Linked DNA regions of Homo sapiens: region 2 is linked to region 1. A link is an interaction called in ENCODE POLR2A ChIA-PET data of the cell type or tissue named here. Cell type or tissue: Panc1. All regions are shown on one strand. Links, peaks and the distances in the headings refer to the core of each region. The heading gives the core; the rest is flanking DNA.

The links. Peaks named below come from ENCODE experiments on the same cell type or tissue, not always from the same donor. Only the 100,000 strongest peaks of a DNase experiment are listed, where the experiment ranks them.
Region 2: POLR2A ChIA-PET joins it to region 1 with 6 read pairs; 2 of 35 experiments call an interaction of 5 or more read pairs at or near these places.

What each region holds. Positions count from the first base shown.
Region 1 is chr3:149,492,721-149,495,636 of GRCh38, forward strand. All of the region lies in intron 3 of TM4SF4 (transmembrane 4 L six family member 4), which reads left to right. It also overlaps the pseudogene EEF1A1P45. Among named protein-coding and RNA genes, the nearest start is that of TM4SF4, 19 kb to the left of the region's middle. RefSeq lists a silencer at 1,575-1,724. In Panc1, for the core only: CTCF peaks have their summits at 1,644 (motif pointing right) and 1,920; a DNase peak (open chromatin) is centred at 1,651; H3K27ac peaks cover 2,500 bases.
Region 2 is chr3:149,703,587-149,706,502 of GRCh38, forward strand. It overlaps a transcript of WWTR1 not described here. Among named protein-coding and RNA genes, the nearest start is that of WWTR1-AS1, 47 kb to the left of the region's middle. In Panc1, for the core only: no CTCF peak of the experiment used is centred there; no DNase peak of the experiment used is centred there; H3K27ac peaks cover 427 bases.

The DNA of each region.
Region 1 (2,916 bases), core at 124-2,623:
ACTGAACTGAACACAGTTAAATGTTCTGCCTTGACATTCAGCTAAGACCATCTGGATTTGCACTTCAGAAATTACTTATTAGCAAAGAACATCATAAGCTGCTTGTAAACATATTCCCAAGAGCTGAAAGCCACCTTAATAGGATGAGATTGGATTTGCACCATGTAATCTTAGCTTTCATGAACCAGAAACAGTTCACAAATGTTAGGAGCCAGTTTTGCCCTTGGCTGACTTAGGGTCTAGCCACACCTCTGCCATATACCATTTATCTCTCAGGCTTCATCTGTGAAATGAATGGGAGTAACAGCAACATCCACCTCACAGGTTCAGGTAAGAGTAAATAACACAAGGTACATAAAGCACTCAGCACAGTTCCTACCACATACTTGCTTGATTCAGCCTTATTATTCATTTTTATGAATATAAAGTATTATGGTAAATGGAATTTATTTTTATGCATTAAAACTTTAAAAATGTTATGCTTTTATAATGATTCTGTGACTTAATTTCAACCAGGCATAAATAAGGCTCAAAAAAAACCTCTTTATTGTGATATAAGTAACCCTTGATTCACATACTATTATAGATGTATAAATCAAATGTCATAAATAAATCATTTCAAATATGCTAAGGAAATAACTACTCCAACAAAGGGCATTTGTGTAATGGGTCAGAGCACTGGATTTGGAGTCAGACAGACCTAAGTTCAAACCCAGGCACTTCCATTTACTAGCCTCACCTTCTTAATCTGTAAAATGGGTATATGTTCATTCATTCAGTGAGTGTTTACTGAAGGTTACTCTATGCCAAGCACTGTTCAAATAAAGTAGCATCTCCTTGGAGCATTAGGAAAGATGATGGAAAGCAGCTAGCCCAGAGCCTGGCACTAGAGGACCCAGGAAATGAGAGCTGCTGCTATTTATGAAGCACTGCCTGTGCTGGAACTGGGGACAGAGACAGTGGCACATGGTCTTTGCCCTTGGAAGTTTATCGTCCTGAAGAGAGGACAAACAAATGGACAGGTGATGGCAGCGCAGGGTCCAGGGGCTCTGTACAACAGGGGCGGAAACACAGAGCGCTGGGGAGCACAGAAGGAAACCAAACCCAGGCTGAGGGCAGAAGCATTGTGGAGCTTCTCCCAGAGGAGGTGGCATCTGAATTCACCAGACAGAGCGCGCCAGCAAAGCATTCGTATTCAGGCCCCCTGGTTTCTGTCTTCAGCTGAGAAGAGAGTTCTGTGAAATTCGTGCCTTTCTGCTCCCACTTTGATGGGATTACTACAGCTCAGGTGGAAATACCTGCATAATAATTGGATGCTTTAAAATGTCAGTTAAGTGCATCTAAACTGCTTCTGCTCTCCTTGCTTCACTGCCAGGTCCATGAAAAACTGAGGACCCCTCTCTCCCTGGGTTTGGGGAGTTGGACACAGTGATCAAACTGAACGTGAACACAGGCTTTTTTGCCAGACTCTCAAAGACTGCCAGAACCAGAGAGTTTGAAGGGAGAGAAGAAGGGCCTGAGTGTGGCTATGTGGTGGTTTGTGAGGGGTGAGGCTGCAGCAGGAGTGGAACTCATGATTTCTCCAGGCAACCAAATTCAATCCTTGCTTCTACGTTCGCCGTAAACGTTTCACAAATCCTACCACCAGGAGGTGCTGTCATGCCACTGCTGTGCAGGCTCTCCAAAGAGGCCCGAAACTCAGGATTGCCAATTCTTTCACCTCAGGATCTTTTCTTCATAAAGTGTGCCTGGAAAATATTGCATCTTTATAACCTTTTATAATTACCAAGTTTTAAAATTGTAAAGATAGAAAGGACTAAATGGAAAAATGCAGAACAGAAAGATGGGTGTTTCATGTTGGAAAAAAAAAGGCATTTTCACAACGGGTTTGCCACCAAAACACAGGTGTCATGAAAACCACCCCTAAATCAAAACCAAAATGGGAAAGAAAAGGATTCATATCAATATCGTCGTTATTGGACACGTAGATTCAGGTAAGTCCACTGCTACTTGCCAACTGATCGACAAACATGATATAAATCACCAAAGAACCATCGATGAATTTGAGAAGGAGGCTGCTAAGAAGGGAAAGAGCTCTTTCAGGTATGCTTGGGTCTTGAATAAATGGTAAGATGAGTGTGAGTGTGACACATCACCCTGTGGAAGTTTGAGACCAGCAAGTACTGCATGAGTCATTGATGCTCAGGACAGAGACTTTATCAGAAACATGATTACAGGCACATCTCAGTCTGACTGTGCTATCCTGATTGTTGCTGTTGGTGTTGGTGAATCTGAAGCCGATATCTCCATGGGCAGACCCATGAACATGCCCTTCGTGCTTACACACTGGGGATGAAACAACCAATTGTTGGTGTTAACAAAATGGATTCCACAGAGCCCCTCTACAGCCAGAAGAGACATGAGAAAATCATTAAGAAAGTCAGCTCTTACATTAAGAAAATTGGCTACAACCCCAGCACAGCAGCAGCTGTACCAATTTCCAGTTGGAATGGTGACAATATGCTAGAGCCAAGTAGTAACATGCCTTGGTTCAAGGGATGTAAAGTCACCCATGAAGATGGCAATGCCAATGGAACCATGCTGCTTGAAGGTCTGGACTGTGTCCTACCACCAACTCATCCAACCGACAAGCCCTTGCATCTGCCCCTCCAGATGTCTACAAAGTTGGTGGCATTGGTCCCTATGTGCTAAGTGGAAACTGGTGTTCTCAAACCCAGCATGGTGGTCACCTTTGCTCCAGTCAACGTTACAACTAAAGTCTGTTGAAATGCACCATGTTGCAAGCTCTTCCTGGGGAAAATGTGGGCTTCAGTGTTAAGAACGCATCTGTCAAAGATTTTTGTAATGGCAACATTGCTGGTAACAGCAAAAATGACCCACCAATGGGAGCAGCTG
Region 2 (2,916 bases), core at 237-2,736, 210 kb after region 1:
TGTTTATACCCTCCAAGTCTCATGTTGAAATGTGACCTCCAGTGTTGGAGGTGGGCCTCTTGGGAGGTGTTTGCGTCATGGGGGTGGATCCTTCATAAGAGGGTTGGTGCTGTCCTCGACATAATGAGTGAGTTCTCACTCTATGAGTTCACAAGAGATCTGGTTGTTTAAAACAAGCCTAGCAATTCCTCACTGTCTCTTTTGCTCCCTCTTTGCCATGTGACACATCAGCTCCCCTTCACCTTCTGCCATGATTGGAAGCTTCCTGAGTCCCCATCAGAAGCAGATGCTGGCGCATGCTTCTCATCCAGCCTGTGGAACCATGAGCCAAAATAAACCTCTTTACCTTATAAATCACCAAGCTTGAGTATTCCTTTATAGCAACACAAGAATGGACTGATAAACCTCTGAGATGGGCTTTCCTTCTGTCACCAAGGCTGGAGTGCAGTGGCATGATCATGGCTCATTGCAGCCTTGAACTTCTGAGCTCAAGCAATCCTCCCACCTCAGCCTCCCAAAATGCTGAGATCACAGGCATGAGCCACCATGCCTGGCCAAGAATATCTTTTTAAAAATGCTGATTAAAGATGGCTGATTGAACAAATGTGTTTACCCCCAAACCTCTATTAAATTAAAAATAAAAGGATTTTAACAAATTAAAAGGGGGAGAAAATAATGACAGCAACAAAATTTTAAGAGCTAAAAAATAGGATACTTTGCATATCACGTAACAAACTAAGAAGGCTAAATTCTAAATCAGCACAGGGGAAACCAAGAAGCAAGCCATTTCCCAGGGTAGGCTACCCCAAAAGCCTCCCTCCCAAATGCAGTTTAGTGACTGCTGCAGAAGATATAACAGAGGGTCTCTAAGCCAGAGCTAGGACACTAGGCACGATAAAGACTGGGAATATTATGCTGAAAGCAGACAGATTTGAAAAAAGGCTTATATAATGAAGCACTATTCTCAGTCCAAATTCAACCTCCAGAACAGAGGCAGCCAGCATAAGGAACCATTCTAGGAAGGAGAGGAGACATTTACCTTCTAGAAAACTTGCTCAGACCAAGAAAAAAGACCTAAAGACAAGGACATCCCCCTCCCATAGAAATGGCCCAGACTGATCATTCTAAAGACAAAAGGTAACAAGCTTCATCCATGGCACAGAGGTGCCCATTAGCTCTAAAATACAAGTGAAGGGCCAGAATTATCAGACATCTGAAAAAAGCCCCTACCAAAGAAGAGAGAGACAGAACACACAAAAGTTAAAAAAAAAAAAACAACAACAACAAACAACGAAAAACAAAACAAAACAAAAATTAGAGAGGAAACAAAGTCTTGAGAATATGCAGGGAAATAAAAGCTTTTAAAAAAGCTAATAATATCTTCAGAGAAGTAAAAAGATGTTATAAGAACAGGATGAAATAAAAAGAACAAAAAATAACTCTTAGAAATTTGAAATATAATAATGGAATTTTAAAACTTAGACAGTTTATATGATAAAGTTGAGAAACTAGGAAAATAAAGCTAAAAGACAAAGAAAAGGACAATAGGAAAGAAAAAACAATCAGAGGATCAGTCTACAAGGTACAATATTTCAATAAACAGGAGTTCCAGAAAGAAAGAGAACAGAAAAATTGATGGGGAGGAGCTCATAATAAATCAATAATTCAAGATTTCAAAAACCAAAGGATGTGAGCTGCCAGATTGATAGCGCCCCCAAAATACCTAGACAATGGATGAAAATAGACCATTGTGAAATGTCAGACCCTTAGAAATAGGAGAAAATCCAACAAGCTTTCAGAGGGAAAAAGCAGGTATCAAGACCAAGAATTCAAATGTCAGAAAACAATATGAGATAGTAATCATGAACTTGTAGTTGTACAAGAGACAAGATGCCATTTTCAGTTTCTACAAAATAAAGTGAAACAGTAGGTAGAACTTTAAAGTAACACTTAGGGGGAGAAACCCTGATTCCAAAACATATATCTGTTGGGCAGGAAATTGAAAGCAAATGCTCAGTGTTTTGGAGTTGGATTGCAAAATAGATTATAGCAGGGATTTCTTCTTAATCCTTATATATCAACAAAACCACAGTAAGAATAGCTAACCTGGACAACTAATCATTAAGCACTGAAAACATATATTAGCTTGTGCACTCCTCATGACAATTCCAACTGGCAAAAATAGTTATAATTTTCAAAATGAAGTTATGCTAATTAAGTAATTTTCTCAAAGTTTCATATAATTGGGTAAGAGGAGGAGCTAGAATTCAAACTCCAAAATCTGTTTATTTAACTACTATGCCACACAGCCCTGAAAAATAATGTTGCAGTGCGGTGGCTCATTTCTGTAATCCCAGCACTGTGGGAGGCCAAGGCGGGTGGATTGCTTGAGTCCAGGAGTTTGAGACCAGCCTGGGCAATATTTGAAACTCCGTCTCTACAAAAAATACAAAAATTAGCCAGGTGTGGTGGCATGTGCCTGTAGTCCCAGCTACTCAGGATAAGGGGCTGAGGCAGGAGGATTGCTTGTGCCTGGGAGGTGGAGGCTGCAGTGAGCTGAGATCACACAATATACCACTGCAGTCAAGCCTGGGTGACAGAGAGAGACTCTGTCTCAAAAGAAAAAATAAAAAAGAAAAAAAGAAAAAGAATGTTCACATGTAAATTTTTCGTGCACATTCTATAATGTTCACATTTAAATATTTGTAAACCTTAGTATTTCTACTAACACTGACTTCTTTTATTTTTTGAGACAGAATTTCACTCCTGTTGCCCAGGCTGGAGTGCAATGGCGTGATCTCGGCTCACCACAACCTCCGTCTCCTGGGTTCAAGAGATTCTCCTGCCTCAGCCTCCCGAGTAGCTGGGATTATAGGCATGCACCACCACGCCCGGCTAATTTTGTATTTTTAGTAG